Linked DNA regions of Mus musculus: all the other regions are linked to region 1. A link is a loop called in an ENCODE intact Hi-C map of the cell type or tissue named here. Cell type or tissue: heart. All regions are shown on one strand. Each heading gives the region's core, and the rest is flanking DNA. Links, peaks and the distances in the headings are about the cores only.

Evidence for each region. A loop is a pair of places that touch in the nucleus more often than their neighbours do. Peaks named below come from ENCODE experiments on the same cell type or tissue, not always from the same donor. Only the 100,000 strongest peaks of a DNase experiment are listed, where the experiment ranks them.
Region 2: it touches region 1 in a loop (6-fold over the local background); 18 of 42 quality-filtered maps call a loop at or near these places.
Region 3: a loop joins it to region 1, with 7 times the contacts of the local background. A loop is called at or near these places in 33 of 42 quality-filtered maps.

Annotation. Positions count from the first base shown.
Region 1 is chr2:33,482,282-33,492,552 of GRCm38, reverse strand. Gm13530 (a long non-coding RNA gene) reads right to left here and starts at 2,796. Exons shown (of 3, transcript XR_374260.2): 1 at 2,568-2,796. In heart, for the core only: a CTCF peak has its summit at 5,523 (motif pointing left); a DNase peak (open chromatin) is centred at 5,482; H3K27me3 peaks cover 1,536 bases.
Region 2 is chr2:33,727,619-33,737,346 of GRCm38, reverse strand. Mvb12b (multivesicular body subunit 12B) reads left to right here. Exons shown (of 10, transcript NM_175184.4): 10 at 3,816-7,391. The coding sequence ends at 3,902. It overlaps Gm52507 (a long non-coding RNA gene), which reads right to left and starts at 3,865. Exons shown (of 4, transcript XR_003953788.1): 1 at 1-3,865. In heart, for the core only: CTCF peaks have their summits at 475 (motif pointing right) and 2,344 (motif pointing right); no DNase peak of the experiment used is centred there; H3K27me3 peaks cover 913 bases.
Region 3 is chr2:33,537,645-33,547,915 of GRCm38, reverse strand. It overlaps Gm33642 (a long non-coding RNA gene), which reads left to right and starts at 2,919. Exons shown (of 3, transcript XR_374261.3): 1 at 2,919-3,450. In heart, for the core only: a CTCF peak has its summit at 5,028; no DNase peak of the experiment used is centred there; H3K4me3 peaks cover 1,406 bases; H3K27ac peaks cover 856 bases; H3K27me3 peaks cover 4,085 bases.

The DNA of each region.
Region 1 (10,271 bases), core at 3,173-8,172:
GTAAAGGTGGGAGTAGAGAACCCCCTCCATAAAATTGTCCTCTGACCTCCACGCGTGTGCTGTGTCATGCGTTCTCCATCCCTCACACGAAGACACACAGACACAAATTTAATAAAGTCTTGTTTCATGTGGGCTTCTTGGCATTTTCATCCGTTGTCCATATCCATCGCATTGTGAGAATGATCTGAGCTCTTCCTCCAGGGCCCAGCCAACACATCTTTACCCAGAGCTTGCCCCACATTGGACCAGGTCTGTACCTATTGCTGGCCTCCACAGATGCCAGTTCTGACCAGGGCTCCTCACAAGGCTAAGGTACATCATTTCCTGTGTAGTCATTCTGCTGGTTTGGTGGTTTCCAGAGGCTCATATACCTCCGCAGTTGGCAGTACTGTTTGGGGAGGGTCTGGAACCTTTGGTTAGACAATAACATTTATAGTCCAGTGCTACAACTCACAGCTGTAATCCTAGAACCAGGGAAGTCAAGGCAGGAATTGTGTGTTTGAGCCCAACCAGGGCTGCAGTTCAGCCTGGGCTACAGGGTGAGATCCTGGCTCAAAAAAAGGTAAGGTGTGTGATTTAGTGATGTATTTTGCCACACTGGCTTCCAAACGCTCATCAGTATTTCTTGCTGTCACCAAAGTATAAGAGAATGCTGTTGTCAGCAGAGGGAATCTTCAATCGTGTTACTATCTACATACGCTAACTTGATCGATGCGGGGCGGGGCGGGGAGGGAGGAGGAGGAGGGAGGACTGAAGTAAGAGAGAGGAAATGGACTCCAGAGGCTTGCTGACTGATGGCATAGGAGAGTGATAGAGCAAGGTGAAGCATGAGCCTCGGAGGCTGAGAAGGTTAGTAAAATGCTTCCCATGTAAACACAAGGACCCGAGATTGAACCCTCACCATCCATGTCAAAAATGGGTGCAGCCGTACCTGCCTGTAAGCCCAGCTCTGGGAATGTGGAGACAGGAGGGTCCATGGACCTCATCGCCCAGCCAATCCAGCCAAACTGATGTGTACCAGTTTTAGTGATAAGAGACCATGTCTCAAAATATACCATGGAAAGCAACTTGGATAACCAAGGCCAACCCCTGGTCTCCATATGCTCACATACAATTACGTATACTGTGCACACACACACACACACACACACACACACACACACACACACACACACCATGAGCACATCCCCCAGGCACTGGGCGGATGCTGTGGTGAGCAATCTGAAGGTGGAGCTGGTCTGGCTAGAAGAAAATGAACTTGACTTTGTTCCAAGTACAGATCTGAGAGGCATCCTGAACGTTAGGCATTGGTGAGCTAACTTTGCACAGATCAGAGTTCAGAAGAGAGGCCTGGGCTCCACAATGCAACTGTTCCTGGCCCTAGAGGAACATCACACTGTAAAGGACATATCTCTGTGTACCGCAGACTCCTGAGTTCATGTATCCCTGACCTCCACTTTCAGCCCCAGCTGTGATGGGCAAGAACCGAATCCATTCACAATGGAGGCATCTCCTTCAATTTTCTTCCACTGGTCTCTTCCCTTCTCCAACATCACACAGAAATGTACCCACGGCTGATCCACCAACCCAGAGATGTCCTTTACCCAATGGATGTAGGAGCTGATGGGCCCCGTGCTCCTCCCCATGGGAGGAAGGTGTTTCTGTTGAGAAGAGGGATCCTGTGCCTTCAGAGGGGCAGATAGCTGGAGCTGCCACCAGGAATCTTTTACTGACTCTTCTTCCTTTACCCCAACCCCTATTGTGCTTCCTGGAACCATAGCCCAGACCCACACTCTGTACCCAAACCCTCGACTCAGGCTGGGCCTAGGGAGGCTAGGGAAGCTGTGCTGTGCTTCTCACCCTATGACAAAGCGGGAGGGGGTGAAACTTACATGTAGCCCTTAAGTCCGTGCCTCTTTTCTCTTATCTCATCTCAAGGACACTACCATGGATTGCTGAAGACCTAGGTATTATGGGGTGATCAGAAAGCAGCAGAGGATCAGTGGGCAGTAGATTGCTTGCTCCATATCTCCAATCCTGAAGATGGTCTTACCTGAAATGCCTTCACTCCATAGGCCAAGGCCACACCCCCTGAAACTCTTGTGAGCAGGGTGCATCAAGCCTTGGTCCCCAAAGCTCACCAGAGAAAAGGAGCCCGGAAGGGGTGGGGGGAAATGGCGCAGTCAGTAAGGAGTTTGCTTTGCAAGAGTGAAGCTGAACACCCAGGACCCATACAAAAATGCTGTGTGTGGTGGCCCGGGCTTGCCAGCCCAGCACTGAGAACATAGATGGAAGGACCTCTGCAGCTCACTGGCCAGCCAGGCCAGCCCGTTGGTGAGCTCCTGACCAGCTTGGTACACTGTCTTTCTCAGAGGCAGTGGGTGACATTCCTGAAGATGACACCCAAGGCTGTCCTCTGAACTCTGCGTGTACACACACCCACATGCATGCACAAATAATAATAAAAGAAAGAAAGTAGACAGAAAGCGAGGATCGAGGCAGGACTTCCTCTCCTGGGTCGACTAAGTGTTTATCTACCCCACCCTAGAATCCCAGCTCTGAATTACCTATGCAGAGACAGACTGCTGGCGTCCTGGAGACGGGAACAGATGGAAAATACACGATGAGCCTCTAGCGATATTCTCCCCACACACAGCTGTTGCCTTCCTTCCCGGGCTCTTCACTGTCCCAAGAGCTGGTGAGCAGGCCTTCCCAGACCACAGAGGACCTGCCAGTACCCTCAAAATGTCCTCCTCCAACCCTGACCTCACAGGCTATTGCCTCAGTCATGGACCAACTGCAATAGCGCCACCTCCAGACCACGCTGGAGAAACGCACTTTCCATACTCGGACTTGAAGGAAAGGTGCAGGGGAAGGTCTGGACCACAGAATTTCAAAGTGGTGAGGCTGTGCAACTAACCTCCCCTCATGTTTTGTTTTTCCTTGTTTTCTGTTGTTGTGGAACAGGGCCGTGCCACATAGCCTAAGCTACGTAATGTCGCATCAGTTGTATATGCCACACATGGCTAATCCATCCTTTAGAGGTTTCGTTGCGTAATTTCCAATGTAACACTTTTGTTGCATGCATATATTTGTGTGAATGTGTCCACCTATACGCCATAGTGTGCATATGAAGGCCAAAGAGCATACTGAGGGAGGCGGGGCTTCCTTTCCACCACGTGGGCTCAGGGTTCTAACTCAGACCACCAGGCTTCACACGCACCTTTTCTGACTGCGCGACGTCACCCGCCTGCACGGCGGTATTCTTCAGAGGAAAATGGTTCATGTAATACGAGGAGGAACCTGAATAATCACTATGGCAACTTTGTTAATTCCACACCCCTCAGCACTGGGCAATGCTTTGAGGAAAATCATTGGACAAATGTTCTTACACATCTACTCGAGACCTGATCTTGGGTGCGCATCCCACTCTCAACAGTGGCTGCGTTTCTTGTGTCCTCCGGCCATCTTGAAGTTAGAACATGAGGCTCTTTCCCAGCTGTCCCTCTTGGATGCTGCAGAGTTGATGAAGCGGCTGTGTGTCATGGCATCTTTCTGATGAATGGCTCGGACATGCCTCTCACACATCAGCCCTTGCTGTCAAACTGCGTGCTATGCTTGGTTAGGGATGTGGGCAACCCAAGACACTAGCCAGTGACAGTTAACAAGACAAGAAATGACACACCGGTGTCTAAAGCCAATCTTTTTTATTTTTTTCGAGACAAGGTTTCTCTGTATAGCCCAGGCTGTCCTGGAACTCACTTTGTAGACCAGGCTGGCCTCGAACTCAGAAATCCGCCTGCCTCTGCCTCCCGAGTGCTGGGATTAAAGGCGTGCACCACCACGTCTGGCAAGAATTCTTTAAAAGAAAGAAAGAAAGAAAGAAAGAAAGAAAGAAAGAAAGAAAGAAAGAAAGAAAGGAAGGAAGGAAGAAAGAAAGGAAGAAAGACAGGGCCAGCCAATTGGTGGTAGTGCACACCTTTAGACCCAGCATTCCGGAGTCAAAGGAAGGTGGATCTCTGTGAGTTTGAGGTCATCCTGATCTACAGAGTTAGTTCCAGGACACCCTGGGCTACGTGGAGAAACCCTATCTCAAAAAAGAAAAAAATTTAAAAACATTAAACAAAACAAAACAAAAGGGCCTTACTGTGTAGATCAGGCTGGCCTGGAACTAGAAATCCATCTGCCTTTGCTTCTCAAGTGTTGAGATTAAAGGCATGCACCACCATGCCTGGGGAATTCAACTATTTTGACAATGCCAATCAACTAATCAAATACAGCTCGGGTGCCTCCTGCCTCTGCGTAGGAATGGGACGTGGGGTACACGATCACGGTATGAGTGACTTAGTTTGGGGTGCTGCCCCTGAGTTCCTACTGCCTAGCAAACAGAAGGGTGCTACTGCACAGGGTCTGGAACTGGGTAGCTCACATTTCTCCAAACCCGCAAAGCTCTTCTGCACAAAGCCCTCGGAGACACAAGCTCTGGAATCGGGAGGCCTTGTGCCCAAGTTCCAGCTTAGCCACTTCAAAGGGCTGTTGTACTGAGGAAGACATGGTGCATGAGAAGTGCTTAGCAGGGCTCTGACACAAGCTAAACCTCAAAAATAGCGGCACATTAACAACCCGGAACGCAGGAAATACACTCTCCAGTTTATGAATAATAAAAGTGACACCCAGAGAAAAGGCTAAATGTCTTGCAGAAAAGCAGACCTTAAACTCGGGCTCGTCTGCCTAGGCCCCTTCCTGTGGTTCCATCTTCCTCTGACTCTGACTTTTCTGCCAGGACCCTGGGCTAGGTCCGGTACTAACTGGGTAGTTTGTAGGGGCTCCGGGGCCTGATGTCCACCCTGGGATGGAAAAACAGGCCTCACTGGGCCTTCCTGTCAGGAATCCCTCAGGGGGTGGGAGGCTCAGGGCAGGCCTGGGCCCAGGCTGGGCTACAGGAGGTTCCCAGGTGTTGGGGAAGGCGGCTGCCTGGCTGTTCTCCAAGTACATTCAGAACCAACCCAAGGGAAACCCCGATTGTGTCAGTGCCGGCACGCCTGGGGCACAGGCATTGGAGACATTAAATATTAAACATGTCGGCTGCCTTCCAAGCTCGGTAATTAAAACTCTTATTTCATATTTTACACAGGATGGACAGGGAGGTCGCAGCCTGCTGTAAGAGGTTTCATAGTTGCTCCCTAACAGATGGAGTGGCTCTTCCTAGGAGAATCTCCCTCTTGCCTGAGACCCTCTCACTCTACTTGGTCATTTCCTGGAAGGGAGGACACAGAATAGAGGTCAAATGGTTTGAGTGGCATTCAGGAACCGCAGCAGGCTCTTGGGGTCTTTGTCTATTTCTCTCTGAAGGGTTTGCGTCTCCAAGAGGCTTCCTAGGGCTGGATTGCAGGTCCCCGTAGCAATGGCAATCAAGGAGCTAAGATCTCTTCAAGCCAAAGAGGGAAAGAGAGCCAAGATCAGACAGACAGGCCGGAGGGAGGGGCGGCTTCCCTTAGCCTCCAGTGCCATCTGCTGGCTGTATTCTAAACTGCAGCTCTGCCAGAGGCCGGCTAGTAACTAACTCTTGAGTTCTAAGCAAAGGGTTAAAAGAGGGAAAGCAAGGAAAACCCGGCCTGATGCTGAGTGCTCAATTGCACACTTGGTCATTCCCCAGCATCGAGAGAGAAATAGCACGCTGGACTCTGAAGGACCCAACACAAAGCAATAACCATGGCGGCTATCCATCATGGCATCTATCCTTCAGTTCACTGTGAGGAGCCTTGGCTTACATGATGATGTACATCCATTGACCTCACTGAGGTTGTACAAATGAGAGAAAACCCCGTCTAGATGAATCAGGAGTCTTTTTTATATTATTATATGTAATTACACTGAAGCTGTCTTCCAACACTCCAGAGATCTTACTATGGATGGTTTTGAGTCACCATGTGGTTGCTGGGATTTGAACTCAGGACCTTCGGAAGAGCAGTCAGTGCTCTTAACTGCTGAGCCATCTCTCCAGCCCCAAAGCAAGAGTCTTAACAGACTCACTTGGCATCCCTTCCTCTTCATCTCTCCATGCTCTATCCTACAGGGGCCTCCCTGTTCCTCAGATACACCAAGCTCTTTCTGAACTTCGGTTCTTTCCAGGGGCTGTTCCCTCCGCCTAGAGTGTGCTCCTTTTGGTTGTGGTCACCAGATCTAAAATCCACCCACCCACTCTGTGAGGCTCCATGTGTGCCCTTGTTTTGTTTCCCTGATGAATTTATTATAGCCAGTTGCAACGACTGCTTTCAGTTTCTCAAGATTTGTATTCATCACCTCACTAGCTAAGATGGAACTTAGTAGAAGGCAAAGAGCATGCCCACTCACTCACCAGTGTATAGGCCTAGTGCACAGGAGGCCCATCGCTGTCTTAGAATGTATGGAAGGGCTCTGGGACAGCCCTAGTAATCAAGGAGAGGCCAAAGAAATTTCCCAGAAGAAGAAATATCCCCACGGGGTCCCCCAGAACGACCAGGAGCAGCTCAGGTGAAGACAGAAGGTCACCCTAAGCAGAGGTCACAGGTGAAAGGGTCCTATGAAGAAGGCAACTTCCAGAAACCAAAAATAGAAAGAGCTGGCTTGGCATTCAAGCATGAGAAGGAGGAAGGGCCCACCTTGGCAGGAGGTCCTGGGCTGGTCCCACTTGGACCATTTGCCTCAGAATCTAGAATTCTCCCTGTGGTGGTTGATACTGATGTCAATTTGGTAGGATTTAAAATCACTTAGGACACAAAGCTCTGGTCTTTTTGGGAGAGCTTCTTTAGGTTGGCTAATAGAGGTGAGAAGACCCACTTTGAATATTAGTGGCACCAGCAATGGGCTGGGGTCCCATTGTGAATGAAAAGGAGAATGGGCCCCAGCGTTCCTCCCCCATCCCACCCACATACCCCTCTGCTTCCTGACTGCAGCTGCAATGTGACCAGCCACCTCAAGTTCCTGTCACCATGATGTCTTGTGTGAGAGACAATGCACATGTCTACTCACCGCAAATAGGGAACCCATGTTCTCCTGTTGGCTCCGCCTTCCATCATGTTAGTAGCCTCCTCTCTACAAAGCAACAAAATGACTTCAACATCTCAGAACTTCACAACTTTACCTAACAGCTCCAGTGGTTAATTTTTTAATTGAATATTTTCTTTACTTATATTTCAAATGCTATCCCCTTTCCCGGTTCCCCCCTCCCAGAAACCCCCATTCCATCCTTATTTCCCCTGCTTCTATGTCAGTGTTCCTCCACCCACCCATCCACTCCTGCCTCCCCGCCCTCGATTCCCCTACACTGGGGCATCTATTGAGCCTTCCTATCGACCAAGGACCTTTCCTCCCATTGATGCATAACAAGGCTGTCCTCTGCTACATATGCAGCTGGAGCCATGCATACTCCTTGGTTGATAGCTTAGTCCATGGGAACTCTGGAGAGTCTGGTTGGTTGATATTGTTGTTCTTCCTATGGGGTTGCAAACCCCTTCATCTCCTTCAGTCCTTTCTCTAACTCCTTTATTGGGACCCTGTGCTCAATTCAATGGTTGGCTGCAAGCATCCGCCTCTGTATTTGTAAGGCTCTGGCAGGACCTCTCAGAAGACAGCCATATTAGGCTTCTTTCAGGATATACTTCTTGGCATCCACAATAGTGTCTGGTTTTGGTGACTGTATATGGGATGGATCCCCAGGTGGGACAGTCTCTGGATGGCCTTTCCTTCGGTCTCTGCTCTACACTTTATCTCCATATTTGCTCCTGTGAGTATTTTGTTGCCCTTCTAAGAAGGATCGAAGGACCCACACTTTGGTCTTCTTTCTTCCTGAGCTTCATGTGGTCCGTGAACTGTAACTTGGGTATTTGGAGCTTTTGGGCTAATATCCACTTATCGGTGAGTGCATACCATGTGTGTTATTTTGTGACTGTGTTACCTCACTCAGGATGATATTTTCTATTCCCATCCATTTGCCTAAGAATATCATGAATTCATCATTTTTAATAGCTGAGTAGTACTCCATTGTGTAAATATACCACATTTTCCGTATCCATTCCTCTGTTGAAGGACATCTGGGTTTTTTTCCAGCTTCTGGCTTATTGTAAATAAGGCTGCTATGAACATCCAATGTCTTAGTTTTAATTGTTAACTCAACATAACCTGGGACTGCCTGGGAAGAGTCTCCATGAGGAATGTCTGGATCTGGTCGTAAGGGTTTGTCTTTTTTCTCTCAACTGATACAGGAAGAGCTAGCCCACCATGGGTGACACCATTCCCTAGACAGGGAACCTTGAACTGTGTAAGTATAGAGAGTGAGCTGAGCACTAACAAGCATGCACGGCTTCTTTTTTCTCTCCTCAATGGGACTTGCTGCTTCAAGGTCTTACCTTGACTTTTCCAGAATAAGAGATTGTGACCTGGAATTGTAAGTTGAATAAATCCCTTTCCCCTAAGATTCTTTTTGCCAGGATATTTTTCACAGAAACAGAAATAAAATTAGCACACCAGACTACATGATAGAGGGAAGCCCCTCAAATAAAAAGTAGTCTTTCGTTTATGTCCCGCACACATCTCCTCATGTCTCCTTGCACAACAAAGCCCTAGTTTCCATCTGTTGTATTAGCCAATTAATCTGCTCTAAGCAGCGATATGGATTCCTTGATACCCACCCAATGTTCTGATTTCCTGAATGAAACACACACACACACACACACACACACACACACACACACACACAGCCCTCTACTTTAATATATCTTAAACAGCTCAATGGCTGGGCCACTCCCAAATTTCCATGTTGCTAACACACACACCCCTCTGATACTCCTGAATTATTACTTAGTAAAACCTATATTCTATCCTGGCAGCCCCAGACTCAGACCAGCTGCCCTCCTGGGCCACCGTCCCTGACTCTTACATGTTGGCTGTCTGTCTGTCCTGCACTTCTCAGGCCTGATCTTTTGCTTTCCCAGCATGGCATGGCTGTTAGACTCCTTCTTCTCTCTACCACATGTGGTAACACATATCTGTAACTCAAGCACATGGGGTAGACGCAGTAGAATTAGAAACTCTAGATTGACTTTGGCTATATAGGGAGTTTAAGACTACCAGTGTATGGTGTGAGACTTTATCCCAGAAAGAAATGAAAAGAAGTAAAGAGACAGCAGAGAGAGGAGAGAGAGAAACAAAAGAAAGAAAGAGAGGAGGGGAGGGAGGGAGGGAGGGAGGGAGGGAGGGAGGGAGGGAGGGAGGGAGGGAGGGAGAAAACAGCCATTGTATGCAGTGCCTTTGGACAACTCTGAACTGGAGCAGCCAGTGGGCACCCAAAGGCAGCTGTGATGTCAGGCCCAGGACCTAGCACTACTTAGCTGGCTCGGCATCCCAATCATACAGCCATCATTATCTGTCACCACATTGCATCTTTTTCCATGACTACGACCTTGTTTTGTAATTGAATTGATGCTGTTTATATGGCCCCACCCACCTGCGATCACAGTGCAATTTGTCGGTCTGACTGCTGGTGGAAGAAAACAATTTTGTGAGAATGGCTGTTTGGGGATTGAGGCACCACCGAGCCCTGAGCATTGAATCCACTTGTGGCCCATGAGTCTCACAGCCACTCAGCATGCACATCCTACGATACAAATTGAGCCAGCAGGCCCCATGGTGACATCTCCCCGCACCCATCACAGATTTTTCCATTGAATCCTGTATCTGTTTGCTCCTTGACAAACACCCCTAACATCCAAGGAATGAGCACAGCAGATGTTTTATCCTGTCTGTCATCCGCCTGGGAACATCAGACTTTGTGGCAGAGTGGAAGAGTGAGGGGAAGAACGGGAGCTCCTCCCCCACACCTCACGGGTTGAGGGAGCGATGGGGAAGCCATTGGTGGGAAAGAGCAAGAGGCACAATGCAGAGACAACCAGATGCTGGGGGTCGGGAGGTGGGGGTTGAAAACCCAGCCTGCAACGACCAATTGGATTTATTCTTCACAATGGACAATGACGGAAAGAATTAGAGCATGAGTGGCTGCCATCCCTCCTCATGCTTCTGCCTGCCCCTTTTCTGAGGGCATGCTGGGTAATTGAGCAGAGGAGCTCTTAGGGTCTATGTAAGAGGAGGGATGGATAAGATGGCCAAGAGCAAGCAACTCCCACCAGCTGACCTCTGACCTCCACACACGCTGTGGCATGTGTACATGTGAGCATGCACACACACACACATACTTATACACACAGAGACTCACAAACACACACACTCTCACACAC
Region 2 (9,728 bases), core at 1-5,000, 250 kb before region 1:
TGCCAGCCCCACCCCCACTACTGCCCCGTTGGTAGGCAGCAAGCACTTCTGAGTCAGGCAAGCCTCCCCTTACCAATCATTAAAAGGACCCAGGACCTTTCATAAATGCTGCTGCTTTCCCCATATCGGCCTCTTGGGCACAAGCACTGCTGGGTGTGTTGGCACAGATCACCCCAGTGACTCCCACAGCTCCCCTGTGAGTGGCAGGAGAAGCTAGTCACCCCTTTCCCTGGTGGCTGCAGTGACCTAGCCTCTATGATGCTGCCACCTCCTCCTAACACAATGCTAGTCTCCTGAGAGCAAGGGCTTGTGGAGACCGTGACCCACTGTCTGACCTGTCTGCCTGAGAGGCCTGAGGCTGTCTATTACAAGGTCCTGGGGCCTCTGGGAAAGTCCCCTACAGAGCCTTTGACAGTGATATCTCTTTCCTAGGCCAAGCCAGCACTACAGTTGCGATGACAGGCTGTGTCCACCAGAGGGCACCCTGCCCTTCACTGCTCAGCTGGACTGGGCTCTGCACACCAAATGCTTTTTAATTGAAAATATTTTTAATTCAAAAAGGATTTGCTGTTTGTACTCAAGTGCAGGTTTTCCTTATGCAGGAGACTAATGTCTTGAGTAAACAGGCCTGGGCTCAAATCCACCTTCAAAGGTACTCTCTGTTTGCCCAAGGGAGTGAAAGGGCTTCCAGAAGCGGCCCTAGTCTCTTGGGCAAACATTTTGGGGACGAAGAATCCCCGGTGGAGGACCTCGTCTGTGGGAAGGTTATCCGCAGCCTAAGGGGGATTATGTCGGGGGACATATGTTGAAATTTCATTTGGGGAATTAGGGAAAACAAGAGTGGGGGAGGTGACTTTTTCCAGCCAGGATAACCTAAAAAGGAAAAAGCTCCAGGGAGAGGGCGGGGGCCGAGGGATCCATGCGTGGTGCCAGCCCCCAGGGTCTCCGTGTGCTTGGGCTGCAGCACAGGAAAAGGCAAGTGTGTGCTTGCCGCTCCTTCTCCACTACAAGCCAGAGTGCAAAGAAAGGAGCGTTCACAGTGAACTGGAAGGCAGGTCCTTGCCCCTCCCAGAGACCCGCTCCCATGCCCAGCCACCACAGGCACGGACCCCTGACCCCACACATGGAGGCCCCACTGCCTGGTCAGCCATGCTTCCCCTACCCACTACCCAGAAAGCTGCAGTTCCCATCTGCCCAGCACCAGTCTCAGGCTAGGATATCCTGGGGCGGGGCCAACCGGACAGCATTAAATGAAGAAAGTTCCACTGCCCCACAGGCTTCCTTCTGCCCTGGGAGCTGGGCACAGCACGGCCTACTTCTGAACAGCTCAGGCAGCATCTCCAGCCCTGACCGCGTTGGTACCATGTGAGCCTTTTCCTTCCCTCATCTGAGAATCACTGCTGGCTTTCAAAGTGCGATACCCTACCCTGCCTGTCCCTAGTTCTCCTCGTGGTTCACCATCACCCACCTGACCACCGTAGTCTAGCCTCTGGCCCTCCCACTCCAACCCTCCCTACATCACTGTGGTCATGTTGGTCATGTGATTGGTCAGGCTTGCTTTCAGAACTGACCCCAACTCCAGTCACCTAGAAGCCACTAGAAAATGAATATTTCAGACCCACCCCAGACTTATGACCACCACTCAAAATTTCATCCTAGCTAGCCTAGGCCTTGCAGGTTCCAGGTCAGGATCTACTGTATCTCACCCCAAGGTGTCACTTCTCAGGCAGCCCCCAGGACTGTCAACCCCCACCCCAAGGGTATAGACCTATCCTCTTTGTCTTCTGACTGCATGATGGCTGTTGTCCCTGTGGTCCAGCTACCTCTACACACACACACACACACACACACACACACACAGCCTCCCGGGGACTCTCCCAGCCACCAGTAAAACTACACCCTGTCCTCTCCCTAGCCTGTGCCTTCTCTGTCTGAACTGCTGTCCTGACATCCCAGGCCTTTGTTCTATTGGGAACAGCCCCTGGCCCTCTACCCTCAAGTCTCTACCATTAAGCCCCCGCCCCCGCATCTCTGCCCTTCCATGGTTTCGCTCTTTCCTGGGAAAGGCTCCTTTGCTTGGGCCTATGCCTTGTACAACTGCCCTAGGAGGTGGTGGTTAGTCCTCGACTATATGGAAGGTTCCTGGGCCCCTCTGCCACCACACTATGAGCCCTGGGAACCAAGGATTCCACAGGACTTATGCCTTTATAGTCTTCCCAACATGACCCCATCCTCCAAACATTCCTCCTCCCACCCACCACTCCATTAGCCCCAACAGAGTAAGATAAAGCCAACAGAGGCTGGAATGTGTTTCTGTTCACTGACATGCATACACCGAAGCAGCCACCAGGTGGCAGTGTTGTGCCGACCATTGCCTGAAGCGTCTTGGGTAGACAGCTGCCTATAGCCTGATAAAATGGTGTTAGCCTGATGGGATGGTGTCCTGTGCCTTCAAGAGTCACTAGAAGGTGGGAAAATGGCAGGGGGAGCTGTGGGCGCTCTGATAGGCTCCCCTCGTAGCCACCAGCTGTTTAATAGAAACTGCTTGCCACCAAGGAAGGGCCTATGCCACCCTTGGAATTGGCTGGCTGTACCCCACCTTAGAAGTGAGTCCACCAAGATCCAGAACGGGAAGACAGGACTCACAGGTCATATGGGCACTATCTTGAGTGGCTCCTTGGTCATGACCTCAGCTACTCTTTCTCAGGGCAGCTCCCTTTGGGGGTGTGATGAGGCTGTTTGGGCCACACAGCCTGACTGGGGTCTGCAGCTTCTCCTCCTACAGTTTGGCCACACTCTGCTCCACAGGCTGAGTACCATGTGGGCGTCCACACAGAGTGACTGAGCTCAAGACAGCAGTTCATCAACCTCCTCCCTGTTGGAAACATTTCCAGAGCCCCCACTGCTCACCAGTTCTGATCTACTGAACGTGGTTGGAAACCGCTAACATAAATGCCTCTCGCCTAATAGGGCACCCCAGGCTATCCCACAAGCCCTCTTCACCTCTGCCGGGATAAGAAATCCTGTTCTGCAGCCCACCCCACGGCAGGGCCCCCTCCCACCCCAGACACTTGTGTCTTCTCAGAGTTTTCACTGGGCTTGGAGCCTTTTGCTGCCAGAATTTACTCTATAGAATTAGGATCCGCACTGTAAGGGTTAGTGGTCCTCCATAGACTGGCTCTTGGCTCAGGCTAGCAGGGTGGCCAGCAGAAGGCAGGCTCCCACATCACCAGTTGCTGTTAGTCTGCCTGTAGCTGTGAGGGTCCCCACCAGGAAGGCTCTGGGTGCCGTGAGATCCGGCTACAGAGGGTGCAGGATTGTGAGAGCCCAGAAGCCCTTCCTTCCCTTGCCTCTCCCCCGGGTCACTGAGGTGGCTGTCATGGGTGCTGCACAGCAAGGGGTCCCAGGACCTGAGGGTTGAGAGAGGCTGGTCAGGCATGGAGTTCACTCTCCGGTCTATCTCTGTCTCCGAGAGCTTTAGACACAACTGGAGCCTCTCAGCGTGGCACAAGATTCTCGTGTGAGCTTGCCATTGGCACCAGTAGTGGACACTGCGTTCTCTCTCTCTCTCTCTCTCTCTCTCTCTCTCTCTCTCTCTCTCTCTCTCTCTCACACACACACACACACACACACACACACACACACACACACACACACTTTCATACAGAATGAAACACTATCCCAGCTCTAGTTCCAGGCCTGGATGCCTGACCTGCAGTCGCTCTGCCTAAGGCTCATCAGGAGCCTCCCCTCTGCTCAGCGGGGCCTTCTCCAGGATCCTGTGGTCTGACTCTGCCTCTTTCCTTCTCTTGCAGTACGAGTACAGCTTCCGCACCGAGCAGAGCGCAGCAGCTCGACTCCCACCCAGCCCTACCCGGTGCCAGCAGATCCCCCAATCCTGAGGAGCCCACAGCCTCCTGGGGGAGAAGACATCTCCTACCCGGTGCCCAGACTACTGATGGGGTGGCTGGGGTGAGAGTCACTCCCTCCCTCACCTGCCCGTTCTGCTTGCCCTGCTCACTGGCCACGAGACTCTGGGCAGCTGCTTGGTCATGTGTGGTCATCAGCTCGCCCGCTGAGACTTCCCTGCCTCCCTGGGACCGTTGTTCATAATTGTGACTAATGTATGTGCTGTTAGTGACCAGAGGCTCCTGTGTGATGACCACTTACCCCGCCAAGAAAGAAAACTCCTTCCTTACCTGGACTCACCCATGAGGGGCCCAGGCACACACTCCAGCCGCCCAGTGACACCCACTGGCTCCCCTCAACTGACCGTCACCTACCACAGAAATCCCACAAAGCCACTAGCTCCCTCCTGGGACATTCCAGGGTTGATTGCTTCACTTAGGACCCTGCAAGATCCACTGATGGCCTCTGACCCAGCTACCTGGGAACAAGCGCCACTCGCCAGCAGGCTCCAGTGGCCCACACATGCATTTCATGACGGCACTAAGCAGCAGGACTAAGATGCACTTGAGACAACTGTGGACTCTTCCCCCTTTCCACACACTGGACGTCCAGAGAGCATAGATGGGACCCCGCTTTCTATGGAGGTGACTGGGTGCCTACCTGGATGGAAACTTGGCTGCTAGGGTACTATGCCCAGTCACAGGTGCCAATTCCCACAAAGGGCTCATCTGTGGAGTGTCCGACGACAGACGACAGCTCCATAGGCCTCTGCCTGGTGACCTGACCTGGTGGCAGCTGGCTCTGAGAAGAACAGTACAGAGGCACCAACTCGTCACAGCCAGACCCACCCCACCATCTAGAAGGCACCTTCCACCAGGGAGCTGCTGTTTTGAAAAGCCCTTCTGTCCCAGGCCTCAGAATTTGGGCCAGGACATTTCACAGGTGTCAACCTGAGGTGCCAAGTTGAACCCTCCATGTGTCGCCATGAGAACAGTAGTCACTGCTGTCCCAGCTCTCAGCCTCACCACCATGCGCTGCTTTGCCACCATTGGCTTTTAGGGCTGGAATGACACTGGTCTCCAGAGCATCTGTGGATGTGAAGATCTGCCCAGTGGTTAGAGGCCATGGGCAGCTACTTCACCAGCTGGTACAAACCTCTCCAGTCACAGCTCTATAGAGACAGCTGGGTGTCCAAGGTGCAAAAGGATCAGGAGCAAGAACAAGCCAACAAGATGGCGTGAGCTGGGGCAGGGCCAAAAATACCTCACCAGCCTACACCAGCCCCTCCTCCGTCCCAGACCCTCAGGCCCAGTCAGCCAGTCTTTCTGCTTGATGGTACTTCATTTCTATGTGTCAGGAAGGGTCACCTTGCTTCCTCCCCTCAGATGTGAGCACACCCTATGGGGTACCCATCAACCCCTTGCCTCTGGGCCCCACATCCTCCGGGTAGCAGAGGTCCATAGAGTCAACATAGACATCTCTAGCAAAACCTAGTGCCACGCTGGTGCTCAAAGGAGCTAATAAACTGACCTAAGACTGCTCCACCAGCTGGGGTCCCAAGGATCTGTGTCTGCGGCTGCAGGTGTGACATCAAGTGGCTTGTGTGGCCTGAGGCCCAAGAGAGGGGTTGACCACCGTTGTCTGAGTTAACCGGGAAGGTTGGGCACAAAGTTCTGGACTCTCCTAACCTCTTCATTGAAGTCTGTACACTTTGGCCACTCTTTCTGTTCCTCGGTTATGAAATCACTTCTGCCACAGGGAGCCAGGTGGCCCTCCTCTTCCTTGGAGGAGAATGTGGCTTCTCTGAAGCTCTCGAAGGTCCTGGCCTGGAAGTGCAAAACCGAAGACTGTGGGCCTGTTAGTGATCCAGAGGCCAAGTGAGGGGATTCCTGGAGAAAGATCTAGTGCTTTGCAGCCCATGCGTGCACTCCCACAGGACTCAGCCCCTGGGGGGAGGGCAAAGCGCCCACTCGGAGCTGGAGCAGTCTCCGGATGGACGGACGGACGGATGGTTGCTGCACACTTAGCTGAAGAAGAACCCTGACTGAGAATGTTGTAGCACTGACAGCTTCTAGCTTTTGAGGCGTTGAGGACGACTTGGTGTCTGTGGTAGGTTCCAGGTTGCACCCAACCCCTGGTTTCTTGTCTTCTGGTGATGGTAATGATCGTGTGTGCTTACCCATGCCCGTCTTATGTGGACCCAGTAGACCCAGACCTGACGGTAGAGCTGTGGCTCACAGCAGCACTGAGTGGCCTTTGGGTACCATGTGGCAGGCACACTGTCAGATGAGCACAAGGAGACGTGAAGAGCCAAACCTCTCCCATGGGTCTCCCCCTCCCCTACCAGCATGTCCCAAACTGCTACTGTCCCTGCAAGCACACACATCTCTCTTGAAATGACTAACCAGAGCACAGTTCCCTATCCCCACCGTCCCCTCTGAAAACTTGGTTCCTTCCTGAGGGCCTTGGAAATGGCACATGGGTAACAAGTGGGGAGGGGGTTGGGGGTGGGGGGAGGGTTGTTCCAGGCTCACTTGCAAATTTATCGTAAGACCAAATCTAAGAATTCCTGTCAGCCTATCTCTGCCACATGGAGAGCCCCGCTCTCCTCGGGGGAAACATGAGAGAGAACCATGACTCTTCTTCCTGGTGGTCAGCAGCATATGGCCACCTGTGGCCAAGGTCATGCTGAAGCCCCTCGGTCAGAAGGACGTCCAGCAGGGGACTGGGGTCCTGAGCGCACACACCCTCCCTTCCACTGGGCTTGGCCATCTTAAGCACATTTCCTGTCATCCCCCAAACAAGCCCAGCAGTGGGTGCTTTTGCCCTCTCACATGAGGAGCCTGAGGCATGGCTACAAGCTTGCCAGTGGCACAGACAGAATCTGACCACAAAGACCCTGGGCCAACCACCCAGCCTTTGTGTCTGCCCTGTGGGCTTTCTTCTGCCGTGGAGATGCCATCACGCTGTGGTAGTGGTCCCTGGCATGGGTCAGGCTGAGAGTCTGTCTGACTGTCCTGTGTGCCCGCCCACACTGAGGGCTCCCCAGCCTCAGAGCATCTTCTGCCCCACTTCTGGCCTCCTGGCCAGGGAGGAGGTAGAAAGGGCCTTGGTGTGGCGCTGAGCCATGAAGGGCTGAACTCACAGAAGTGGTTAGTGTCCAGCCAAGCCCTGGAGCCTGATGACGAGGCTGGGCTCCCATTCCTGCTCCCAGCTCCCTCAGGTGACCCGGGTGCCCCAGCCTTCTCCACCTGCTCTGGGCATGAGCCCTTGAACAATTGCAGCATCTGCACCTGGAGACAAGGCTTTGTTCCCCTTCAAAAGCTTATGAACTGCTGGGCCACCGTGTGGCGCTGGGACAAGGACCTTAGGCACAGCTGCCTTCCTGTGTATTTATTCAAGGTGACTGCTTGGCAAAGGGAGGTCTCAATGTGTGACTGTATCTTAATATAATTTGTTAAATAAATGTTTGTTTTAACCTCGTTTCCCCAGTTTGCTGTTATTTTTAAAGCCACCAGAGGTCAGTGTCCCTCAGAGGAGGCCCTCTGCCCAGCTGCAAACTATCCCTCCTGCTTCCCAGAGCTCCTGGGGGCCAGACAGCTACTACCCTAGCCTTTCAGAAGGAGTTGGCAGGAGACTTGAGGGTGTCAGAACCGCTAACCTCCCTGGCCCTCAGAAGCTCCCGAGTGGACAACAGGGCCTGAAGAGAAGGCAGAGGCTCTTTCATCTGCTACTGTCCTGCCTCTGGGCCTTGGGACAAAGCTACCCTGCTTTGGGCCTGTTCTGACTGCCCAACTGCCACACGATGCCTCTGTAAAACTGCAGAGAAGGCTGTGGGTCCCACACACATGGAGGGCCCTTGGAAGAGGCCTGCAGTCTCATCATGGCGCCCCTCACCTCCTGGCTGTGACTTGTGCATCTCTGGATTGGTCTCACAGCTGGACTGGCTGCCTGCAGCTTGGCATACCTCAGTCTCAGTGGGAAGGAGCTAGAATGGTAACCTTTGGTTCTCCAAAACGTAGGGGCACCTCAAACCTATATGCTCCAGTCTCCAAACCCAGCCTTCCATCTGTGAATCTTTTTTCCCCCACATTTTCAAGGGGAGCCAGGGCTAGATTCTGGTTCTGGCTCTGTGAGTCACTTCAGCAATGTCACCTGACAGAATGAAGGTTTCTCTCCCTGTGGAGCCCCCTTGGGAGGAAGATGGTATGAGGGCAGGCATGCCATGCACATGGCTAAGTGACATGTCTGGGGCCTGTGCAGAATGCAAAGCTCCTCCTTGGTCCTGCATCTGGGACACTGGGAAGGAAATATAAGTGACACCTAGGTCATGGGAAGCTGGAGCCTTAATTGCCACCGGGGAAAGACAGAGTGAGCCCTGATGCCTGGGCCAAATGTGTCCCATGCCCTCCAACCTAGGCCAACGATGCTGAGGTGGCCAAGCCAGGAACCGGTTCACGGACCGAAGCAGATGCTGCTGCCAGCCCTCATCAGCCACCACTCAGGCACCTGGCAGCCTCCCACTCTCCCCACACCAGAGACCGTGACACCCACAAGCACGAGGGCACGGCTATGATTTGGATTTCAAATGTCCTTCAAAAGTGAAGTGACCATCTTAGTTGTCAGTTCACAGCCTCTCCCGAAGTGCGAGGCTCACACACGAGGCCCTGACCCACTGATGTGCTTGTCATCTGATGAGCCGTTGAGAGGCGACAGAAATGGGGCCTACTTGAAGGGACTCTGTCCTTGGACCTGCCCTTGGTACTGTATCCTGTCTCTACCTTCCCCTTCCTCCCGGCCACTGTGGCCTGAGTGGCTCTCCTCAGTCACCCGCTCTGCCTTGATAATCTGTGTCACCCCAGCCCAAAGCAACAGAGCTGAAAGACTACACTACTATAATCTGAATCCTATGAGAGTAAACACATTTTGCATGCGGGTGTGTTATAGCAAGTGAAGGCGAACGTGACCTCTGGGATTACCGTCTCAGTCCAGGATTAGCTGAAGTCCCATTCTCATCCCAAACCCAGAGTCCCAGGGCCTGGAAGATCAGCTGCGGGGCAATCTTTAATCTAAAGCTCATTTGCTCTTCTGGCTCCAGCACCGACTGGCCCAACACCCGTCCCCTGAGCTGCCACATTCCTTAGGAACCCTCCCCAGCCTCTGATCCTTTCATCTATCTTCCCAGGGGCACCCCTACTCTCACTGCCTAAATTTCCCTCACCCTAAGAAGGAAGCCTGGGTCTTTCAGAGACCTAGTGCCCCTCCTAGATCTGACTCACTCCTTCTGATGGCCCTGCTAAATCTCAGGTAACTCCCCACCTAGACTCCAAGTTGCCTCCTGGTCTCCGCATCGGCCATTCCTTCTACCAAGGACGCATTACCCTACTCTTCTGCCTGGTAAGCTCCCTTCAAGGCCTGCCTTGAACCACACTGCAGCAAAGGTGTTGGCTCTCCCCTCGAGCCACCAGAGCCTGCCATGAGTACCCACATGTCACTGAACTGCAGCCACTGGGTGCTCTGATCTGATTCTGTGTCTATTTTCTCCCCTGCCATGGGTCCAAAAAGTGGTAGCATCCATAATGTTCTTCGTGTATGTCACGGGGAATGGACGTGGCAGACAGGAGCTGTGAGCAGATGTTAGAGGTCAGGGGAGGATAGACCCTAGTAGTGCCATAAGGTCCCTCAGTGGCCTCTCTGTGCTAGTCTTGATGTGTCCCAGAGAGACCATAGGCCTTGACAGGTTTGCTGCCCTGGGCCCTGGCGTGGCTCCAAGCTTGCCAGGCCTCAGTGGTGTGGTGGTGGTGGTGGTGGTGGTGGTG
Region 3 (10,271 bases), core at 2,830-7,829, 56 kb before region 1:
ATAACTACATTAACCACACATGGACCCTCACTATCTGTTTGCTCTCATCTGGCCTTCAGCCTCATAGAGTTCAGGACCACCTGAGTAGGGAATAGTGCCGCCCATAATGGGCTTGGTCTTCCTATGTCAATTAACTTAAGACAAATCTCCCAGAGTCATGTCCCCAGGCCAAGTGATTTAGACAATTCCTCAAGTGAGGATCTCTTCTCAGTTGATCCTAGGTCATAGCCAGTTGAGAGTAAAAAAGCCAACCATCACACTGAGGTTTGTAGCGTTGTTTTGGTTGGTTGGTGGGTTGGTTTGGCTGGGGTCACTTAGTCTTTAAAGACTCCCCTTCCTTTCTAGCAGGCTCCAGAGGTTATTGAGAGTGTCTCATCTCGCTCTGCCTTTTGTCATTCATGCACCATACTGTTGTATTTTGGTTGTAGAGCTATCATCTCCTCAAAAATTGATATTGAGGCTGCATCTGTTAACCCCATTTTAGAAAGAAGCAAACTGATCAAAGCTCCTGCTGCAGCAGGCCAACCGGAAGCCTGGCGAGCACTGGAGCCCAGGCGCTGCAGAGTCTGAGAGGTTCAGAGCAGGGAGGTGGGGGCTGAGGGGGGGGCTGCAGCTTGGTCAGAGATGGGCCCTCACATTCCTGTGGGGATGGAATGAGGAGTCTCAGCTCAGCCAAAAGTCATTGAGCACCAGGTGCCCTCCACACGGGCTCAGCCAGTCTGCTGTGCAGCCTGCTCAGCGTGAGCCTCCCACCCTGGGAAGAAGCCAGCTGGCACTTCTTGCACCCCGGTTTCCATGACAACCAGTCCTCCTCTGAGATGAGATGCAAAAGCCACAAGCAGTAAGTGGAACATTCCTGAATCTTGAGTCCTCATTTCCAGGTGGCTGTCCCACAGACCTTGAAGCCAGTATCAGGGCACTCAGAAGAACACAGCCCCCACACCCATCACTAGCCGCTTTCCACTCATCTAGAGACACAGACGCAGGAGAGGCCAGAAGCAGGCTGCAGTCTCCCTGGTGCTGGGCCGCTGGGCACCAGATTCCCTTTTCATTCAGTAAGTCTTCTCACCCCTCTATCCACATCTTAAGGTTCCTGTTAGGGGCATTTCCCTGTCTCCAGCCATTGGGAAAAAAGCTGTCTAGCGCAAGACAAAACCTAGCAGAGATAAGGGGCCACTGAGGCCACAGAGCACAGAAGAACTGGTGCCATCAGCAGTCAGGGGCATTTGAGCAGGACCGAGAAGGGTGGGCAATGAGGAGTTAGCCTGTCAGAGAGGGAGGAAGAGCCCTTGAGGGAGAGGGAACCACAGTGAGGTAGTCTCAGAAGGCATGAACTGGCCTATTCTCTGTAGTAAGGCAGGCAAGCAGAAGACAGCCTTGAATAAGCTGCGAGTTTCAGCTTTAGCCTAGGCACAGTGGACAACATTTAAAATGTTCTAGGGAGCTGGCCAGGCTCTATTGTCATCAGAACATGAAGTTAGAGACCCCAGGAGGGAGTACTACGCAGTAATACAAAGGAAGGACCACAGGATCCAGGAGGACAGAAAAGAGGAGGTGACAGATGCAAAGGACGTGTACAAGGGTGGATAGATAGGACTTGGCAAAAGATAGTCTCTTGTGATAAAGACTGCGGCATCAGCCCGACGGGACTCCAAAAGCCAGGGTGAGAAGTGGAACATGAGGCTGTGCCAGAGTGGCTGACACTTGCTGGGTCACAAGGATGTGACCAACTGCTCCTAACAATATGGCAATGTTTGAGCTCCCTGGAGAGAGAGAGAGAGAGAGAGAGAGAGAGAGAGAGAGAGAGAGAGAGAGAAATGTTCCAGAGCCTCATTCCACCCTTGAGGTTTCCAGCAACCTCCAACCAAGTGGCCATTTCCAGCTGTGGCCTGCCTCTACACCACCCCCACCCCACACCTCCACACCCCGTGTCTCACAGCCTCTGCAGAACACATCTCAGCCACCCTGATCCCCTCATCCCCTGGGCTGAGGGTCTGGTTTCCTGGTTCTGGTTCCATGCATGTCACAAACTGTGAAGGCGACTGCTCAGCTGTGTGAGCCTGCTCCGGATGAGCTGGTACAAACTGTGGAGGGATCAAGTCGGTGGCCACAGATCTAAGAACTGTGTGCTGGGGCTGGTGAGATGGCTCAGTGGGTAAGAGCACCCGACTGTTCTTCCGAAGGTCCAGAGTTCAAATCCCAGCAACCACATGGTGGCTCACAGCCATCTGTAACAAGATCTGACGCCCTCTTCTGGAGTGTCTGAAGACAGCTACAGTGTACTTATAATACAGTGTACATATAATAAATAATAATATAATATATTAAAAAAAAAAAAAAAAAAAGAACTGTGTGCTGGTCCCAACTCCCCTGGAATGGGGGCGGGCAATCCTGGGACCGCACTTCCCAGGTCCCCCGGGGTGAACAAATGTGACAGTCCAGTCCCTGTAGACACTCAGCTAAGGGCACCCTGAACCCTCATACACCCACTTCTCTGCTTCACTTACCAGTGCCCCAACCCCCTTTACTACCCACACCCTTCATCTTCAGGCCCTCTCCACTCTACACCCCTCCCCTCAGGCCTTTCTTTCCCTCCTACTCTGGCCCCTCTTGTCCCCTCTGCTCTTCAGTCCCCTCCGTTCATACCCCTCCCCCATCCTCCCTCTACTCTTTACACTCCTCCCCCTCAAGTCCCCTCGCTATTCACACTTTTCTCCCCCCCCCACCCCCGTCCCCTCTGCACTCTACACCCCTCCCGTCAATCCCTGTCTTCTGTTCACACTTTCCCCCTTCAAACCGCTCCGCTGTTCACACATGTCTTCTGTTTTCTCTAGCTCACCACCACCACCACCACCATTACCACCACCACCACCTCCGACGTCAGAGGCCCTCTAAGGCTATACAGCCTCCTGTCTATCTTGGGCAGCAGACACTACAGACTTTTCAGGGAATAGCTGAGGCCTACCTAGAGACTCACTCTTTCTAGAGTCTCCTGGTTTCCAATCAGGTACCACCCTGAACACCCACAGCCTCTCTATGATGCCTGGCGGGCCCGGTGCCGACGGTGATTCAGACCTTGGGACACCACGCTACCAGCAGAAGCCTCCAGGAGGCTAGTGTCCCCTGGGACTCTAAGACTGGCTTCCCCTTGACCCCACCTGCTCCCTTTTCCACGATCCGGGTCCCACCGCACATCCCAACACTCCCGGAGCAGGAGGAAGGGGTGCGGTGGGGAAGAAGCCCAGAGAAAGGGGCGTGTCCTGGCCAAGGAGCTCAGGGAAGCCCGGCCTTAGGGTCCAGACAACCGGGAGGCCCTGGGACCCGCGCCTGACCCACGCCCTGCCTGGTGGGGCCACCCCTCGGCCTGCGGAGCCTCTCCACCCAGGCACCCGCTTCCTCCCCGGGGCGGAGCCCGGCGGCCACGGGCCAAGCGCCATAAAATTTAAAGAGGTGAGAGAGACACTTCGCAGAAACCTCAGCAGCGCGGGGAAATGAAATAAGGCCTCCCTCCGGGGCAGCGGACAAGGTCACCCCGCGGGGTCCGGCTGCGGGCACTGAGCTCCGCACCCGTCTCTAGAGCCCTGTCCCCAGCGCCCGACTTATCGTCCCATGCCTTTCTCGGGTGTCCGCCCTACGGCTCCGCATCCCGCCGTCCCTCTCCCCGCGCCCCCCCCCCGTACCCCCTCCCCCAGTGATGGATGGAGCCTTCAGGGAGCCGGCGCGGGCGGGCTCGGCTCGGGCGGAAATGAACAGGATAAGATCTGCGAGCCGGGGCGCCCGTGACACCGCCATATCCGCCCGGCTCTATGCGCTCCGGGTGATGGATGGGACGGAGCACCCCCTCCAAGCCCCCTGTACCGACAGCCGGGGGTGGGAGCGAGCGCGCACAGGGGGGGGGAAGGAGAGAGAGAGAGAGAGCCGGCACTGCGACCACACAAGCCGCCGCACCCCGCATTACACACACCCTATTTCCTATATGTCTGACCGTGAGGTTTGCACACGTATGGGACTGTTCCACTGAGGGTAACGTATCCACGCACCTACTGCACACCCTCTCTTGCAATCTTCAACCTTTGCGAAAGCCACACCCTATACCCATTTGCTCTCCACCCTGCTTCTCTTCCCACCACACGCACTCACATCCAAGCAGGTTCTGTGCCCTCCCAGCTGCAGGAATTACTGAGTCTCATGGGCCACACAATCCCAGTGTGTTGGAACAGTGGCTACTAATTGTGGTCATTATCTTGTCAGGAGAGTAAACAGGTCAGATTTGGCGTGGACAAGGGCAGCTGAGGGCCTGTCGGTCTAAACAACACCTCAACACCAGGGTTACCATGGTTACCATCTTCCTAGCTCTATCACTCAGCAGCATCACCGTTGCTATGGTTACAGGCGCTGCATCCTACCCGACTTCATAGCCTGCTTTCCTATCTCTGTCTCCATTACCATTCATTCATTCACTCCCTGTATGTGTTCACCCTTCAATTTATTCACCAGCTGGGGAGAGCAAGTTGGTCAAGTCAGGGCCCGTCTCTATGAGCACATCTCTGAAGCCTCGAGACGGGCAAGCAAACAACAGCGCTACGGCTGCTGCAGAGCCCTGAAAAACTGTTGAATCTTAAAAACATGGACGCTTTGACAGAAAGGATACACCATGAAAAATACCAGGGAAGGCAGCAGAAAGGCCTGGCGCCATCCCTTGGTCACCATAGCTTTGTGTGCTTGATGGAAGGACACTTCTCAGAGTGTCATGGACTTGTGGGGTAGTGGGGGGAGGGGGGAGGGTGCAGTAAAAAGAGAAGTCCAGTTTGAGTCACTTTGAAGGATTTCTAATGACCCAAAATTTCCCCCTGGCATATGGTTGAGAGCAGAGAGTGGACAGTCCTGGATTTGCCGATCCTGTGGACTTTGGATGTATCATTTCTGCACATTGTCTGCCTTTATGAAGCCTCTGGAAGCCCTGGTTTTTCTTGCTAGTATTAATGAAGCTTGAAGAGTCAGCTGCATTAACTGTTTTGGCCTATAGAGGCCGCTCGCGTTCCTCTCCCTAACCCACCTGGTAACTTAACACCAGGGAGGAATTAGGTTTGTTCAAAAGTTCCCACTAATGGAACTTTTCTCATGACCCCAGATATGTCAGTATATAAAACACACCTACAAATCAGACATTTCCTCATAATAAGTCATGAAGAAATTCATTTAAAAACATTTCTAAAGTTACATATGACATTTTAAATGAGCCGATTTGCATACTTAATGAGTTGGATTTGTTTGATTATTTTTACATAAGAATTCGATCTTGGCTGAATATTGATATCACAGGGCATAGAAGAACAAAGTTTTTCAGAGTTGATTGATATTTAGATTTTATAATAATGACCACCACTTCACATAAATATGAATTGAATAATGACAGTTGTATCATTAGGGCCACTTGAAAAAGTGCTGGAAGTGCTCTCCTAATCCCAGCCAATACCCATCGAACAATTCCTTTATAAAACGCATCGGCAAGTTGAACAGCACATTTTAAAATCAAATATTCCAACAGAACACATCAAGTTGGTACGAGCTGAGGTGGGACAGTGGAAAAATATTAGGTTTTTGTTGTTGTTGTTTTCTACAATTAAGCCATGGTGTTTCTATGAGAGCAGAAAAATTTAAATATATAGTAGTATCCATTGCAGTTTATAACATGCAGTGCTCTGAAGTCTGAGTGGAGCTGGTTGGGCAGCGGCTGCTGGCTTTGTGTGCCATAACCCCATTACCAATTACAGGTTGTGTGCTCAGAACGCAGGCTGCAGTGACATCTCCTGATGCATGCACACAGATGTCATTGCCCCTGTTCCACATTCGATGCTGTGTGAATTTCTGGTTATTGCAAGTTCAGAAACTCCTTACTGTTATCCAGTCTTTCATGAACACCATATTGTTAAGAACTCCAACTTGGGTTGTGTGTGGTTAATCACAACTGTCAAATTATTGAGGTCTAGACTTAGCTAAGAGAGAAGCTGCTGGAGGGTTGCCTTGATTGGGTTTGCGGAGATGATTGTCTTGATTAGGTTAAGTCAGTATGGGCAGCACCAGTCCCTGGGCTAGCATCCTGGGCTGTATACAAACAAGAAAGCAAACGGAGCTGAAGTTCTTTGCTCTGTCTCCTGGCTGTCGATACAGTGTTACCAACTTTCTCAGCTCCCTGTGGCCTCCACAAAATGTTGGGCTGTAACCTTGAGCTGGGAGCCTTCTCAGGAAATGTTAAAGATTTGTTCTTTGGCCCTGCCTGTGTGTGTGTGTGTGTGTGTGTGTGTGTGTGTGTGTGTGTGTGTGTGTGTTTATGCCTGCCTACAAGAGTTTGTATGCACTGTATGTGCAAGTGCCCATGAACAAGAAGAAGGCACACCAGGTCATCTGGAAATAGAGTTACAGACAGTTGTCAGCTGGGATCTCTGCAAGAACAGTACACACTTACAACCAGCTAGCCATCTCTTCACCCTCCTGTCAGGCTTTGGTTTGTTTCTTTGTTTTGTCTTTATCACAATAGAAAAGGTAACTAAAACAGATTGTGACCAGCAGTTTAAGCTGTGGACTAGACCCCTATGAGACAGGAGAGTCTGCTAGAAGCTTTAGCAGCAGTACACAGCACAGCATCAGAAAAAAGAGAGACCCTGCCTCAAAACCAACTTCTGCCTGTTGTCCTCTAACCTTCACACTCTCATCATGACAGGCATGTCTGTGTTCACACACACACTCACACAATAAATAAATTAATTTAATTAAAACACTAAATAGTATCCTATAAGTTCATAGCACATAACATATACTTTAAAATAAACTTTGAGCTATTATTACTTCAATTTTAAAAGTCAAAGTGGCAGAAGGCATTTTTGGAGCATAAAAACAGGTTAATATTCAGATTACATAAAGATATTCAGCACAGTAATATCAAAGGCAAACAACTAATAGAAAAGTGAGCATAAGATATGAACAGCTAATATGAAGAGGAGAAAATGAGAATTTCCCATAAGAAAATGAAAACATGCTCAGCTTCACTAATAAGTGGGAAAGAAAAAAAAATAGACAAGCAAAAATGTCCCTTCTTACATCCCACAAATGTGGCATCTGACATCCAGTGGTACCAAATGTTAGTGAGGATGGGGGGAAATGGGGATTCTTGCTGATAGGAGAGTAAATCAGAGATTTGGAAAGAGGACCACATGGCACCCTATACACTCAGGGCCCAGTGATTTCCCTCCTTGGTAGATACACCTGAGATAGTCTGCTGTTATGCACATAGTTGTTCATACCAGAATCATTTGCAGGTCCCACAAATCAGAAATCTGTGTCTATCAGTCAGAGTCCATGCGTGGCCTGAGGGCTTGTTGCTTCCAACGTGGGCTGCTGTTCTCCAGATGAAATGAATGAACCAGGGCTACACCCATCCACGTGGACAAACCATCTCACGATTGCTCAGTGCTAACGGACTGAGAAGGATCGTGCACATAAACATACACGTAACATTTCAGCTGCCTTTAGTGTCATGTAGTGTCCCACCCAAGCATACCACAACTGGGGGAGCATCAGAAGTCCTCTAACCCACATGGGGAGGGGAGAGAAGGCAGGGGGGAGGGAGAGGGAGAGAGGGGGATGAGAGGCTAGGAAGAGAGTGTGTGAGCACATTCCACAGATCTCCACATCCGCAGATGAGGAGCTCTTCATCCCGCCTGTGGACTTTTATCTCTGGGTCTCAGCTTGACTCTTTCTCCCTGTCTCCATTGTAAGCAAGTGTAGCCATGGAAGTGGGTTGTGACCAGCAAAGTAGATGGAGACCATCAGCACTCAATTCTAAAGCCGCCTGCCCTGAACTTTCATCCTCTTCTTTCTTCCATCACCTCACTGCAAACAAGCCAGGTCTACAAATAGCTGCTCCACGGGGAGCTTCCACTGACTCCTGCAAGGACAGCTACCCAGTGGTCGGAGGCTTCTCTTTCTGGTTGTGGGCTGGCAGAAATGACCTAGGATCGCACTGTCTCCTAAATGCCGTGAGGTTTGCATGGTGAGCATGATGCTCCCTTCTTCCTCGATGCTCCTTGAGACTGTCATGGCTGTTAGTCAGGAGCAAAGACTTGCCTAGCAAATGCCAGACTCTGGGTTCAACTTCCAGCATCACAAAAATCCTTAAGAAAATGGCATTGTTATGACTCTTCTTGCTTTTTAAGTGTCAGGAGGGTGTAGGTGTGTATATGTGCTCATGTGTGTGTGACAGATAAAGGCCAACCATTCATCTTACGGTTTCTTTTGCTTTGTTTTGTTTTTTAAAGATTTGTTTATTTTATGTATATGAGTACACTGTCACTGTCTTCAGACACACCAGAGGAGGGCATCAGCTCCCATTACAGATGGTTGTGAGCCCACATGTGGTTTCTGAGAATTGAACTCAGGACCGCTGGAAGAGCAGCCAGTACTCTTAACCACTGAGCCCTCTCTCCCACACTTCTTTGGTTTTCTTTTAAGATGATGTTTCTCACTGTACCTAGAGCTTGCTGATTTAGCTTTGCTAGCTAGCTAGAGAACCCCAGGGATGTGCCCATCTTCATCTTCTGAATACTAGAATTACAGGCATGCACCAGCATGTGGGTGCTAGAGATCAAAGTCCAGCCCTTACCCATGTGCCAATCACTTCACCCGCTGAGACGTTGCCTAGCCTCTTGGTTTTTATCCTGCAGGTATTGTCATCCTAGTCCGAATTCCTGCAAAAGCCGTTGCTGTGTCTTTGGTTGGAATTCCATCTGACTTCACTATTCACATCTGCAGCCTCACTGTCTGCAATAATGTGCCTCTCCAATCATATCCATGTCCCACTTATTTAGACACTATTATTAGATTTTATTAGAGATTATTTTTATTAGATCTCATTAAATCAACAAAAGAATTTGTTTTATAGCTAGGTCTTGTGTATCTTCTGTGAACATTCAGTTGGTTTCATCTCCACTGTAAATGAAATCTTAAATCTCCCACCTATTATTAATGTATATGTGTGGTATACATTGCAGAGTTACAGACCACAACGCAGGTCACAGGACACCACTGTGGAATCAGTTCTCTCCTTCTACCTTTACCTGGGTCAAATACGTCAGTGACTTTTGTTTTGCATGGACTTTTTGATTTCTTCCCAAAGATAATTCTTTTTAGATTTCTGAAGGAGGTGTCTATTCCATACAAGTTTATAAGCTACCTTCAGAGACTCTCTCAGAGGATCTCTCCAGCTCCTTTCATGTCTACTGTCTCTGAACTTGAACTTGTATCCTTTCAAAATGTTAAAAATCACAGCCCTGCAAGGGGCTATTTTAACTGAACTAACTTGTAACTTACTTGTAACTTGTAACTTAGCTCCTTCCTGGTTTCCTGGCTCATTCTCTGCCCTCTGTCTCATTATTTTCAGTCACTCTGGTTATTCTAAAAATGGCATTTGAAGTCTGTTGCATTCTAATATCTGAGGTGGTGGAGTCTCTCTGGTGTGTCTCAGAAGAACTTGGTTGTCTGAAGTAGGAGCTCTGGTTCATGCACAGCGCCCTCTTTAATGCAATTAACTTATCATTTCCCCAATCTCTACTTATGTTACATTTTAACATTATATGAAAAGCATGTATCCTACGTTGTCTACCAGAATTTTGCATTAGTTTGTGTAGTCTTACGAAGTTTGTTTGTTTGTTTGTTTGTTTGTTTGTTTGGAAACAGAGTCTCTCTATATAGCCCTGGCCCACCTGGACCTCACTATATCAAACTGGCCTTGAACTCACAGATGTCCTCCTGCCTCAGCCTCCTGAGTGCTGGGATTAAAGATGTTGCACCATGCTGGGCTGTATCTTATGAAAGTGTTACAGACATCCAGGCTTTATTTGATTTTTTAGCTAGGCTCTCAAGCTTGCTACATAGCCAAGGCAGGACTTCTTACTGTCCTTTCCCAACTTCTGGGATGAAAGGCATGCACCACACCCCTGACATTTTCCCTGCTTTCTACTGAGCCGATCGCTCATTTTTACTTTCACTATTCTAAAGGAGCCTCACCAGGTAAAAGTGTTATCTGTGAGAACACGGGCACCTGAGTTTGACCCCAAGATCCCATGGTGGAGGGAGGGCACTGACTCTGGGAATTGTCCCCTAACTTCTGCTCTCATGCTGTGTCCTGCACATACGCACCTGTGCTCCCACACAGGCAACAATTATTTTTAAAGTTATACATTCTGGTGATATTGCTTTGAGTAGCTCTCCATAAA